Linked DNA regions of Homo sapiens: region 2 is linked to region 1. A link is an interaction called in ENCODE POLR2A ChIA-PET data of the cell type or tissue named here. Cell type or tissue: A673. All regions are shown on one strand. Links, peaks and the distances in the headings refer to the core of each region. The heading gives the core; the rest is flanking DNA.

Region 1 (6,891 bases), core at 4,297-6,796:
TTCTGGAGTATTTTGCTGTTTTGTTTCAGTAATTAGCTTTAAAGCAAGTTCTGTCACTATTCTTTTTTATATATTTCTCAGCTTTTCTCTGGCATTTTTTCCCCTCCCTGTAAATTTTAGAATCACAGTTTTTGTTTCAAGATTTTTTATTACTTACAAAATTGTATATTTTTGTTTAATGAAGCATTTGATGGATCTAAATTTGGATATAATTTTTTTAAAAAAACATCTCATCTACCCTGATATTTTGTTTATTTTTAATTTATTAATTTCATCTTTTATTAGTTCTAATTTTTTCTTCCTACTTTGTCTCAGTTTGTTTTTTCTATTCTAATTTATTAACATAGTACTTAGTACCTCATTTTCAATCTTTTCCTTAAATAATAAAGACATATTAGGCTCTAAGTTTTCTTCTAAGACAAACTTGCATCCCGCAAGTTATAAAGTGCTTCTTTTCCTTTGTATTAAAAAGTTTATAATTTAGGTTTGATTTCTAGCTTGTTCTATAGGTTATTAAGGAGTCAGTTTCTTATTATAACAAGTTCAATTTTTATTATAATTTATTTTCTTATTTTAGTAGTTAGTTTGGAGAATGTGGCCTATAAAATGCCAATATTTAAGATTTTATTAATGCTTTCTTTGTGGCGAATTTTATGAAATGAACATATAAAAAATTATATTTTACTGCTCAACAGGCCTGTGATATACACTCACTGTGATTGTATTAAATCTCTTTATGAACTTGCTTTTTTTTCTTTTGTCTATTACAACTTTCAATTCTGAAAGAGTAATTGAAATCTTTCAATGTAAATTCACTCTAATTTTTCAGTTATTTTAATTATTTGTTCTTAATAGATTTAGTTGCTATGCTATTTGGTACACATCCATGTATGTACATTATATCTTGTTTGTAACTTATGCTTTTTGCCTATTCATAAGTGTTGCACTATAGCCCTCTCCTCTGGAAATTCTGCCTAAGCCTTCAGCCACAAATGTTCTCTCAAACACTTGTCAGCTTGCCAGTGCTGGGTTTTATCTCATTCTAGCATCTAGTTAAGATTGAATTTACAAGGAGAGAATTCTAGGAATGCAAATTCATACTGTTATTAGGTGCCTTATGTTTTTAATTTGTAATTTTTTTTCCTTTTTTGACTTCTATAATGTTAATAGGCCTTCTCACTGATGTAGGGTACAAATTACTGACAACAGTATTATTAATAAACTAGAAGGAACAAAGAAATTAAGTTAAAGGTAAGTGCTTGGAGAGAGGCTGCAGGTATGGGTATAATTCATTTTTTTGTTTGTTTGTTTTTTTGAGATGGAGTCTCGCTCTATCACCCAGGCTGGAGTGCGGTGGCACGATCTCGGCTCACTGCAACTTCCACCTCCCAGATTCAAGTGATTCTTCTGCCTCAGCCTCCTGAGTAGCTGGGATTACAGGCACACGCCACAATGCCCAGCTAATTTTTGTATTTTTAGTAGAGATGTTTCACCACGTTGGTCAGGCTGGTCTTGAACTCCTGACCTTGTGATCCCCCTGCCTCAGCCTCCCAAAGTGCTGTGATTACAGGTGTGAGCCACCATGCCCAACCTCATTTTTATAATAACAGTTACTGTTTATTAAGTGTCTATTATCTATAGACAATTTGTACATATTCACACTGTCTAATCCTTACAGGTGCACTATAAGGCAGGCATTATTTACTTCATTTTGGAAATGAAAAAGTGTTACAAACAAAGACATTAAGCATCTCAATAAACATGCAGTTAATAAGTAGCTAAACTAGAAAGCTTGGTTGATTTTCAGTTTATGAAAAGTTAGATACTTATTTCTTCCCAGTGTACCACACTGCCTTACTTGTATACAGACTAAAAAGATATTCTGGTTATACTGAATAAATGGTCATCCATATATAATATAATAAATATAATACTTTTTAAATCTTAAAAACTGTATTTATTCAATAAATATCTATTCAACATGGAGTACCTACTGGTAAGTGTTGCAGCTACTAAGCAAGAGGAAATGACAGGAGAGTAGATATTTTTGGAAAAAAGTTCATTCAAATGGGGATATGTCTTTGAAGCACCTGTGGGATATAATAATGGAGTTGTCTAGTAAAAGGCTGGGAATATTGATGTAGGACTCGGGAATGGTCATTCAATCTTGCAATAAATATTTATTGAGCATCTACTCTCTTCAAGGAATAGGCAGACAATGAGAATACTTACAAGGTGTTCAGGTTACCTCAGGCGCTGGCTAACACAGTTTTTATTAGTCATCACTAAATAAAGGAGAGCTGACGTTACAAGCATAGAGATCACCCAAAGAAAGGCTATGTCATGCAGGGGAAAAAGGGGAAAGAAAGGGCTGAAGATAGTTTAAAATAAAATTTAACAAAAATGTTTAAGAAAAGGGGTTCATAAAAGAGAAATTAAGATATGCAGAAAAAGGACCAAGTAAGAAAGAATGATATGATGAAAGCAAGGAAGTTTTGAGTCTAATATTTGATGAATGAATTTTTACTTCAGCCATCCCTAAGTCATAGCGAACTTTGGCTTCTATCTTCAGGACCATATGTCAAATTGGTGTCCCATTTGTTGGGCTCCTGGCAAATATTCCCAGCTTATTGGGACACTGATCAGAAATCTAGAGTCAACAGCCCCCAACTTTCTAGAGAACTTAGGGCCCCCTGAAACTGCAGTGTGGCCACTCCTGATGCACATTACTATGAGCATGTGGTTCTGTGCTACAGACTGAGCAGCATGTTAAACCTGATAGTTTTCATTATACCGTTATACCACAATGTGTCATATACTGAGATGCTTTTTAAACATTTTAAATGTCAGCTTATCATTTTTCTCTCATAAAAGGGTACAGAAACATTACCACAAGTTGAACTTTCTAGTTGCTTAGAACCTGGAATGAGGAGGAATAAATAAAGATTAGTGTCCCGTGCTGGACTGTCTTTCTTGGTTTTTCTTTAGAAAATTGAAAAGCTGTAGGCAAAAAATCTGTTGCATAATTGCAAGAGTTAATTAAGAAAAACCCATCTGCGTGTGATTCACATGACATGTCTGAAAGTCAAAATGAAACTATCATCTAATTTGCTGAACTAAGTTTAACATGGTTCCCTAGAAGGCTGAAAAAACAAACTGTTCCCTCTGTGATTATAATTTCTGATTTTGTTAAATTGAATCCATTAATAGAAAAACTATTGATTCAGGGGTATTATTAGGTATCTCTATAGACATAGAGACAATAAATATTTAGAGAATCTCTATGATTCTCCCTAGAACTCAATTTGCACAAAACTGTCATTTTAAATCACAGAAATACTCAAAATATCTGAAACATATATTGGAAAAAGTATCTGCTAGGAGCCAAGAAACCTGGCTTATAATTATATCTCTCTCACCAACTCATTTGGATGTTGAGAAGATCAAACTATTTCTGTGATTCATTACAGGTCAAATTAGGGATAATTGCCATGCCTATCTCACTAGATTTTTATGAACATTGAAAAAAATTCACTTTTTCAATAAAGATTCATTCATTCATACAAGTGCATATTTACTTACTCCATGCTAAGCTGTGTTAGCAGCAAGGAGTCAGCAATGAACATGGCAAATGAGACCCTTGCTGTCATGGAGCTTAAATTTAAGCCAGAAATAAAACTTCAGGTACATGTGGGTTGAGTATCACAAAGGTAAGTGTCAGTATCATAATGATAATGTATGGTAGTTTACGAAGTCAGAGAACTCTCTGAGAAAGTGATAGGCTGAGCTCTGCTGGGTAAGCGTTGTGTATGCCAACAGCATTTAAAGTCAAGGAAAGAACATGTTGAAAAGGTCTATAGAAATTTGAGGAAGTGTGAATAATCCAGAATAGCTAAAACCATGAGTGGTGGAGAAGAGGTGAAAGATTATAGTTATGAAAACACATTGTGACATGGCTAGTGAGAATACAACATGGTTTGAACATTTTGGAAAGCATTTTGGTAAAATGAAATAAGAATCTCAAATAATCTTTTTAGCATTTTATTAGATAATTTCACATCTGCACAGCTATCCTATTAAAAATAATATAATACACAGACAAAATTAAGAACAATGATGTTTATTAATGTATATTTGTAGTAGAGAAAAACAGAAAATTATATAGGTGTGGGCAAAAAATTACAGTTTGTGTAAATGAGGAAATATTTATAGCTAATAAAAATCTGTACATGGAGTTCATAATAATAGAAAATATTTATTTAATAATATTAAAAGAAAGAAGGAGAGGACAAGGCAGACATGGGCCCAGGTAAATAATAATCACTCCATGAATCTCTGTCACAATTGAGGAACTCTCAGATGAGGATATCCTAATTTTATACAGGGATTTCTGGCAAACCTCTCCACCTCTCCTCTGGAAAAGACAATATCTTGATTATGCCGGATTGTCTCCAGGAAGGAGATGGAAACATCTCATCTTTGATATCCTGGTCAGCAAATAAATCTGTCCTCTGACCTGTAAGGAGAGACCATTTCTAGCTTCCAAGAAGCTCTTTGCTATGGGAACAACCTTGAAAAAACAGCCTAACACAAGATCTATAGAAATGCCATGGAGAAATGCCTCTCCAAAGTCCTATTTTTTTTAACTTTTAAATTTTTTTTTTACTGTAAATATTTTTTAATGTTTTAGAAAGGGTTACTATTATGAGCACATGACATTCATTATGGTGGGAAAAACAGAAAGTTGGCTACGTAGTGACTTGAGTTTCTTCCTGCCTCATAAATGTCAGCTAACCTAGGAAAGTTTCTGACACTAGTTAGATGTAGCAACTTCTCTGAGCCGTTTCCATTAAATGACAGCTCAAGACATACTCTGTCTAAACTTGAATCTACTTTAAATTATATGATTTAGTTATTCCATGTAGCAGGGGCAAAAACCCAAACCTACAATTGAATGAATAATTGAAATTACTTAATTTAAAGGAAATTTCCCAGTCATAATATTAACAGTATATAGTTTAATTACTTGAGTCAAGTGATCCAATACATTATGCGCAGAAAGACCTTTATAAATATATTTTAAAATAAAGTTCAAGTAGTTTGACTCTATGCACATGTTAATTCCACAGAATATTTCTGGAACAAAAACAGAACTTGCAGTTTTGAAGATAAATGTTAAAAAAGTGTGATAAAAATTACTGGATAGTTAAACATAAGAGGCAAGGAAACTATAAAGTTCAAGAATATGTAGCTTATTTTCTCCATTCAAATCCAGTATGATGTCCTCAATTTGTAAGATGTTATGCAAAGAATATTGTCTCAAAATTACATTAGAGAAATAACTTTAGCGTTAGAAGACCTAACTTTGGCAGCTGCTTACTAAATGTATTATCTTGCGTAAATTCTCTGAGGTTTAGATATTCTCATAATAAAACAAAGATAATTCTTGGCTGGGAGCGGTGGCTCACGCCTGTAATCCCAGCACTTTGGGAGGCCGAGATGGGCAGATCACGAGGTCAGGAGATCCAGACCATCCTGGCTAACACGGTGAAACCCCGTCTCTACTAAAAATACAAAAAATTTAGCCGGGCGTGGTGGCGGGCCCTTGTAGTCCCAGCTATTCGGGAGGCTGAGGCAAGAGAATGGCTTGAACCTGAGAGGCGGAGCTTGCAATGAGCCGAGATGGCGCCACTGCACTCCAGCCTGGGGGACAGAGTGAGACTCCGTCTCAAAAAAAAAACAAAAAAAAAACAAAAAAAAAAACCCAAAGATAATTCTCACCTTAAAGAGCTGTTGTCAGGATCACATGTGATGATATATGTGAAACTATTTTGTAAACTGTAAGATTTATAATAGAAATGTAAAGGTTTATTACTACTAAACTGAGTGGTAGTGACTTTAATACGCAGAATATGATAAAGGCTGTGAGTTTTAAATACAGTGTGAGGAGAGCATGAAGAAGGGAACCATTAATTCTTCTAAAGGCAAGGAAGAGATTTGAATCTGAGGAGGAGAGGTTATAGCTAGTCTGTGATGGTGCAGATGTTTTGCTTTTAGAGTAAGAGCAAGAGTGAGAACTAGAGCTAGTGAGCAAGAGAGAGAAGGAGAAGATGAAAGAGAGACAGAGAGAGACAGAAAAAGAGAAACTGACTTAGGTAGGGTGACTTAGCAGAGGGAAAAATTTGGCAAAGAGATGAAAGTTTCTATTTTGTTTGCATAAAGTTTCAATGTGACAAAACAGTGAAATTTAGCTTAGGGGTAGCAATTTTTCTACTAGTTTATCACTGATGTCTGAAATTTCACTTTTATGATGAATTCCTTTGGGTCATTGAGAAAGCCCTCCCTGTTATACCAAGAATGCTTAGTCATTCCTTCTTCTGTACAACAGCTACACAGCGTACCTGCTTTCATCACCATATTGACTGCATGCTTCATTTAATTTATTTATTTGTCTGCCTTCCTTAGCATCTTTATAGGTGGTGGGCATGGCAGGAAGGTCCTGTAATTGACACTATTCAGGTTTAGAATAGGCTTCAATAAATATTTATTGAATGTAATTGCCTGTGGTTAAAATACAAACACTTCTGAGAACTGTAACAAAATACGCGTCATCAAAGTTAGCTAAGATTATTTTTCCCACAAAAATCCCTTAGGGATACTAGAAAAAGTGGTAAAAGATTTGAATTTATACAAAGCCCAGAGAGAACATCACAGTAGGAGGGCCCTGGGCCCTGAAGTGTGGGAGGTTTCCAGAGATTAAGAAAAAAGGAAAGGAGAAACATAGAAAAATAAAAAACCTTCATCCTCTTCATATTTTTTCTAAGAATCTGCTCTCCCAACCTTCAAGAAATTCATAGTTCTTTTGAGAAGAAAAGAGTAGCAAGCAGAAAA
Region 2 (6,927 bases), core at 1,978-4,477, 90 kb after region 1:
GAGATAGGGAAACAAATTCAAGTGGGAGCTAAATAATGTGTATACAAGGGCATAGTGTGTGAAATAATAGACTTTGGACTGGGAAGGGTGGGAAGGTAGGAGGAGGCTAAAGGATGAGAAATTACTTAATGGGTATAATGTACATTATTCAGGTGATGGCTACACTCGAAGTCTAGACTTCACCACTACACAATATATCTGTGAAACAAAACTGCACTTGTACCCCTTAAATTTATTTATTTTTAAAGGGGTCAGTCAGTAGGTAGAATGTCCTGTTATCAACAATCATCATAATCAACTTAGGCCAATCTTCCCTTTTACTTCTTAGAAAGACCTACTAATTTATTTACATTTTTTCTTTTTTTTTTCTTAAATTCTTCTCTTCAACTAAAATAAACAATTATTAATTCACAGAAATAAACCTTAAAAGCTAACTTTGACATCATCTAAGGCCCTTCATTCGCTGATGACAAAATAGAGGCTAAAATTGTCAGAGGTCACAAATACAGTTGTTTTCCTGTTTTCTAATGTAGTTTTCATGCCATTATACAGGGCTTTTGTTTTTCTTTCTACTCCTTATTTTTGCTTACATAAATTCTCAGTCAAATAAAACTATGCATTGTTTTCACATTCTGAGCTCTTTCTCCAGGGAGCAGGCAGGACTTAGAAAGGTCTTGTGAGAGAGAAACAAAATCCATCTACAAGTAGCAAAGATTCTACTCACCCACAGAGCCTCATCCCTCAGTCACTGGGCTGTAGAGCTCTCTCCTGAGTTGTTTTGTGTTATCATCCCGCCTGCTTCCAGCCTGGCGCTTATGCCTCCCCCTGGAAAGCTCACAATGTCTGGTTGGGGTGACTTTAAATGGAATGTCACCCCAGTGACACTTTTGTGGCTTTCCATCAGCATCTTCCATTAAGTGCAGCCAAGTGAGTGTCTGATGGACTGTGCAAAAGAGGCAATTTCCCAATTATGAGGAACTTCAGTTGTTTTAACAGTACCAAACCCTGTCATACACTTCTACTAAGGGAAGATACTGCTTTTTAGTAGGCACAGAGTACGATTCCCACACATAATAGTTTCTGTACTGAACTGTTTACCTTTAAAAGTCCACCCACTACTTCCATGTAACTGGCAACTGTTGTTAAATTAAATTTCTAAGTCAAATAAACAATATGTTTTTGGGGGGGATTCAGGACTAAAGAGCTTTGTGAATATCAAATTGCTTTGTCGGGGTTCACTCCAGGAATATTTCTTTTTTTTTAATCCACTGTCTATAGCTAATTTCAGAGTTTGAAGGTGTCCCAGAGTTCAGGAATGATTCTATGTTGTTTACATGCCATTGCTAAGACTCTTTAGTATTTCTTTAACCTCTCCCACAGAGAAAATTTCTCCCCAGCCTTATTTTTTTCTTTCAGTGAAATTTCTCCTTAGTACAGAACGAAATGCAGCTTCAGAAGTATCTCAGTATAGAATTTATTTTTCACAGATGAATATACTTACAGTTTCAAAAAAAAAAAGGAAGTATTATCAGCTGCAGCTCATTAGTAGACTTTATGATCAAGAAGGGACTTCAGAGGTCCTGCGTCTGATAGTTTGCAAATCAAATCATACGTCAGCATCAGTGTCACCATCTACCAGGTGGGATACGGAATGTGGGAAAAGAAGAAGGGGAATCTGAGCCCCACACTCCTACAGAGGAGAATGGTGAAAAGAATAATCACAAAAGGCTAAAGAATTTGCTGTACTGGTTCCTTGGTTGGTGGGTAGAAAACATGGATCTAATTTCCAGATGAGGAAAATTGGACAGAGAGAGTCAAGGGTTGCTCAGTGTCACACAGCTAGCCACTGGGCATTTGGAGTAGCAACTCTGAGTCTCTTGGCTCTACAGTTGTTTTTGTTTTAACTTTTAGCTTCAGAGGTACAGGTATAGGTTTGTTATATATGTAAATTGTGCACCATGGTGGTTTGGTGTACAGATTATTTTGTCACCCAGTTAATAAGCATAGTACCCAATAGGTAGTTTTTCTATCCTCACCCTCTTCCCACCCTTCACTCTCAAGTATGTCCCGGTGTCTGTTGTTCCATTCTTTGTAATGTGCATCTTGTATATGACACCATAGCTGCTATTGGGTCCACGCTTATGCCAAGTAAGACTGTCAATAAAGAGAGATGGAACCTGCCTCTCTTTCCTTAAGAGAACAGCTTTTGGAGTCTGAGATGTCTGAGTTTGAACTCGTCTTTCTCCACTGTGTGACTTTGGGTAAGATGTCAGGTTTCTAAACTTCAATCACTTCATCATTAGTATGGCAATACTGATGGCAAATATATACTATACCAGGTATATATGAAGATCAAACCATAAATGTATACATTTTTTTTTTTTGCTGGAGCCTGGCAATATGCTTAATATAAGTTGTCGTTATTATTAAGATTTTTAATCTTAACCATGAGTTTCCCCCTCATTTCATCTCTCTTATAAGGTGGGAGACTTCTCTAGCTTCCACTTTATTCTTAGGGTCCTCATTAAATGCTGCTTTCTACTCTTGCCTTGGGACTCCAAAGAGAGGTCTTTTAACTACAGACTCTTTAAAATTCCCTTGAGACGTTTTAGTAGTGAGAAACCACCATCATGTCCTACCAATCAACCATGACATTTTCCTAGAATATAATCAAATATCATCACTCTAACAAAACATTGCCAGATGCCTACATTGTCTTTAATAATGCAATCAATTGTCCTTATAATAACATTTCTGTCTTAGACATGAACATAATCTTTCAAATGCTTGTAGGCATATTTTTAATGATTTATCATCTTTAACTAATCAGTCACCAAGTCTTATAGATTATGCCTTGAGCTCCTCCCCTCAGTCCCATTGCTACAGTGTTGGTTCAGTCCCTGTTTGTCTTTTCCTTATCCTCAATATTTCTCCATAGAAGTCAGGACTTTTCACTGGCACCAGAATGGTCTTTCTCAAACACAATGATGAGCTCATCTTTCCCTACTTAAACTCATCAATGACTCAGTATTGGTATTCTCATCATCCATACCTAAGGATTCACTTTAGGGTAAAAATCAAAGTCCTTTATGAAGATGAACCCCTTATGTGTATAATTTTGCCATCTCTACAGCTATGTTTCTTGCCACTTTTCTGAGATCTGCATTCCCATCTATCCCCTCCACACTGTTGCAAATTATATCTATTTGAAATGCCTTTCTACAACTCTGTTTATACCTCACATTCCCCTTCATGTCACTTTGTCTGCTTATTTTACTCCTTTTTTTCTTCACATTTTTAGACCATCACTGTGGTACACAAAATAATGGCTCTACAAAGATATTCATTTCCTAATCCCTGAAATCTCTTATTATGTGTGATGATCAATTTTATATGCCAACTAGGCCAAACCACAGTACCCAGATATTTGGAAACTTGATTTCAAAATATTCAGAACTGTAAGATAACAAATTTGTGTTGTTTTTAAAAATAATTTGCTACAGCAGCGATAAGAAACTAATATAGATTTCAGTATCTAGAAGTGGGATGTTGCTATATAAATACCAAAGATGTGGAAGTGATTTTGGAATTGGGCATTGGGCAGAAGAAGGAAGAATTTTGAGGGGCATGATAGCAAAAACCTAGACTGCCTTAAATAGACTGTAGGTATAAATATGGATATTGACTACTCTGCTATTATGGACTCAGAAGGAAGTAAGAAGCACAGTAGTGAAAACCTATATTGTCTTAAGAGAACATCATAAACAGATTGTTGGTAGAAAAATGACATTAAAAGTGCTGCTGGTGAGGTGCCAGAAGAAAATGAGGAACTTGTTACTCAAAACTAGAGGAAAAGAGAACCTTATTCTATAGTGGCAGAAAGCTGGGCTGAATTGTGTCCTATAGTTACATGGAAAGCATAACTTGTAAGTAATGAAACTGGTTATTTACCGAGATAGATTTCCAGGTAAAGTGGTGATGATATGAACCAGTTTCTTTTTGTTGCTTAGTAAAATAAAAGAGAAAAGAAATAGCTTGAGAGAAGAACTGTTAGGAAAAAGGAATCAGAACTTTATTATTTGGAAAGTTCTCAGCTTATCCAAATTGTAAAAGATGCTGAAATTAGGAGATTCTCTGTCAGGAAAGCATGCTAAAAAAAAAGGAAAGAAAAAAAAAGGGAGGCGGGGAAGCATGCTCTGGACAGAATACCAAGGGTGTGCAGATCGATGATCAACGTTTTGCCAGTTGTTTGGAAGGATAAAAAAGTCAGAGTATTCAGTCACATGGTAGGCTCTTAGAAGAGACTGGGAATGTGACTCATGGAGCCCCTCAGCCATATAAGTGGAAGTCAGGAATAGAGATGGAATTATATAGGAAAGAGCTGTGGGATGAGCCTCTTGTCTAATGGAGTGAATTTCTGAGACATACATGAGAGTCCCCCAAGGATTTTAAAAATGTTCTATCATCAGAAACACTGCTAGCTTGAACTGAAAAAGAACGAAGGAAGACAAAATACAAGAAGGCTGTTATATTCCCCAAATTCTGCAAGAAGAAACAGGCTGAGAAAATGCTTCTGCTGCAAACACATGCTACCCTTCATGAAAAAGGAAACGATGACATTGGGGCAGAGCTGGGAGCTCAGATGGCAGAGCTGAAAACTGTTAGACCAAACTGCACCATGTTGTAAGCTGCCTGCTCTTTTGCAGACCTTGGTCAGAGGGAAACGTTTCATGGGAGTTCGGGCCTTGAGAAACATCCTGCCTAACCACCTGACCACAAGGTAGTCAGAGTCCCAACTAAAGAAACATCCCTATCACATCTTGCTGGACAAAGGTCCAAGGAACACCACGATGACATTCCGCTGGAACAAGAGCCAGAACTGCCTCATTATGGGAACATCTTATCAATATCTTGCCGGGCAGCAAGCTATACTGACCAGACCCCTCCCACCCATACCTATAAATTGCCCCAGCCTGTAAGCCGCGGTGGGATCTGACATTGGGCTGGTTCCCCACTTCTATAGGTTTTATGCTGGGCATAAAGCCTGCATTTACTGTTGAGCTGCCCTCTTTCTGTGTGTGTGTGTGTGTGTGTGTGTGTGTGTGTGTGTGTGTGTGTCTTTCTTTAACCCTTGCTTTCCCTTGAAAACCTAACACAAACCACAGAGGATAATTCCCACACTTTAAATCCTAAGGAAATTTGTTCAGTAGTATTTCAAAGTAGCTTGGGGCCAGTGACTTTTTTTTTCCTACTACCATTTTCTGTTCTATTTTGGGGAAAGAAAACTTGTTTTTTTGGGCTTCACAGGTTAATAGATTAAGAGAAATTTAAATAAAAACTACAATGAAATATCATCTCACTCCAGTTAAAAAAGTTTTTTTTTTTTTTTTGAGACGGAGTCTCGCTCTGTGGCCCAGGCGGGAGTGCAGTGGCGCAATCTCGGCTCACTGCAAGCTCCGCCTCCCGGGTTCACGCCATTCCCCTGCCTCAGCCTCCCGAGTAGCTGGGACTACAGGCGCCCACCATCATGCCCGGCTATTTTTTTTGTATTTTTAGTAGAGACGGGGTTTCACCGTGTTAGCCAGGATGGTCTCGATCTCCTGACCTCGTGATCCACCCGCCTCGGCCTCCCAAAGTGCTGGGATTATAAGCGTGAGCCACCGCGCCCGGCCTAAAAAAGTTTTTATCCAAAAGACAGGCAATAACAAACAGTGGCAAAGGTATGGAGAAAAGAGAACCCTTATGCACTGTTGGTGGAGATGTAAATTAGTACAGCCCCTATGGAACAGTTTGAGTGTTCCTCAAAAAACCAAAAATAGAGTTACCATGTGATCCAGCAACCCCACTGCTAAGTATATACCCCAAATAAAGGAAATCAGTATATCAAAGAGCTATCTGCACTCCATCTTTATTGCAGCATTATTAACAATAGCCAAGATTTAGAAGCAACCTGAGTGTCCATCAGTAGACAAATGGATAAAGAAGATGTGGCATATATACACAATGGAGTACTATTCAGGCATAAAAAAGAGTGAGGTCCTGTCATTTTTAATATCATGGATAAAACAGGAGGTCACTATGTTAAGTGAAATAAGCCAGGCACAGAAAGACACACTTTGCATGTTCGCACTTATCTGTGAGAGCTAAAAATTAAAACAATTGAGCTAACGGAGCTAGAGAGTAGAACAATGTTTACCAGACGCTGAGAAGGGTAATGGGAGATGGGTGGGTGTTTAATGGGTAGAAAAATATGGTTAGAAAGAATGAATAAGGTCTAGTAGTTGATAGCACAAGAGACTGACTATAGTCAACAAAAATTTATCATACTTTTTTTTTTTTTTTGGTGGAGTCTCACTCTCTCCCCAGGCTGGAGTGCAGTGGCGCAATCTCGGCTCACTGCTAGTTTTGCCTCCCGGGTTCACGCCATTCTCCTGCCTCAGCCTCCCGAGTAGCTGGGACTACAGGCACCTGCTACCACGCTCGGTTAATTTTTTGAATTTTTAGTAGAGACGGGGTTTTACCGTGTTAGCCAGGATGGTCTCGATCTCCTGACCTCGTGATCCGCCCGCCTTGGCCTCCCAAAGTGCTGGGATTACAGGCGTGAGCCACCGCGCCCGGCCTATGGTACATTTTTGAAACTGAAAAAGTGTAATTGGATTGTTTATGACACAAAGGATAAATGCTTGAGGTGATAGATACCTTGTTTACCCTGATGTGAGTACTACACATTGTATGCCTGTATCAAACTATCTCATGTATCCTATAAATATATACACCTACTATGTAATCAACAATAATTAAAAATTAAAAATTTTTTAAAAAGAGAGAAATATGCTTGTAGGTGATTATACCCAGGATCTCACCCATACCTGATTTAGATGATTTAGTTGATAAGATTTGGGACATTTTAACTGACATTTAGATGAA

Evidence for each region. ChIA-PET counts read pairs that join two places held together with the same protein. Peaks named below come from ENCODE experiments on the same cell type or tissue, not always from the same donor. Only the 100,000 strongest peaks of a DNase experiment are listed, where the experiment ranks them.
Region 2: POLR2A ChIA-PET joins it to region 1 with 12 read pairs; 4 of 35 experiments call an interaction of 5 or more read pairs at or near these places.

Annotation. Positions count from the first base shown.
Region 1 is chr11:88,351,297-88,358,187 of GRCh38, forward strand. The region is part of intron 1 of LOC101929174 (a long non-coding RNA gene); the gene reads left to right. Among named protein-coding and RNA genes, the nearest start is that of CTSC, 17 kb to the left of the region's middle. RefSeq lists a cis regulatory region at 6,252-6,457. In A673, for the core only: no CTCF peak of the experiment used is centred there; no DNase peak of the experiment used is centred there; H3K27ac peaks cover 480 bases.
Region 2 is chr11:88,443,639-88,450,565 of GRCh38, forward strand. No RefSeq gene overlaps it. Among named protein-coding and RNA genes, the nearest start is that of GRM5-AS1, 57 kb to the right of the region's middle. In A673, for the core only: no CTCF peak of the experiment used is centred there; no DNase peak of the experiment used is centred there.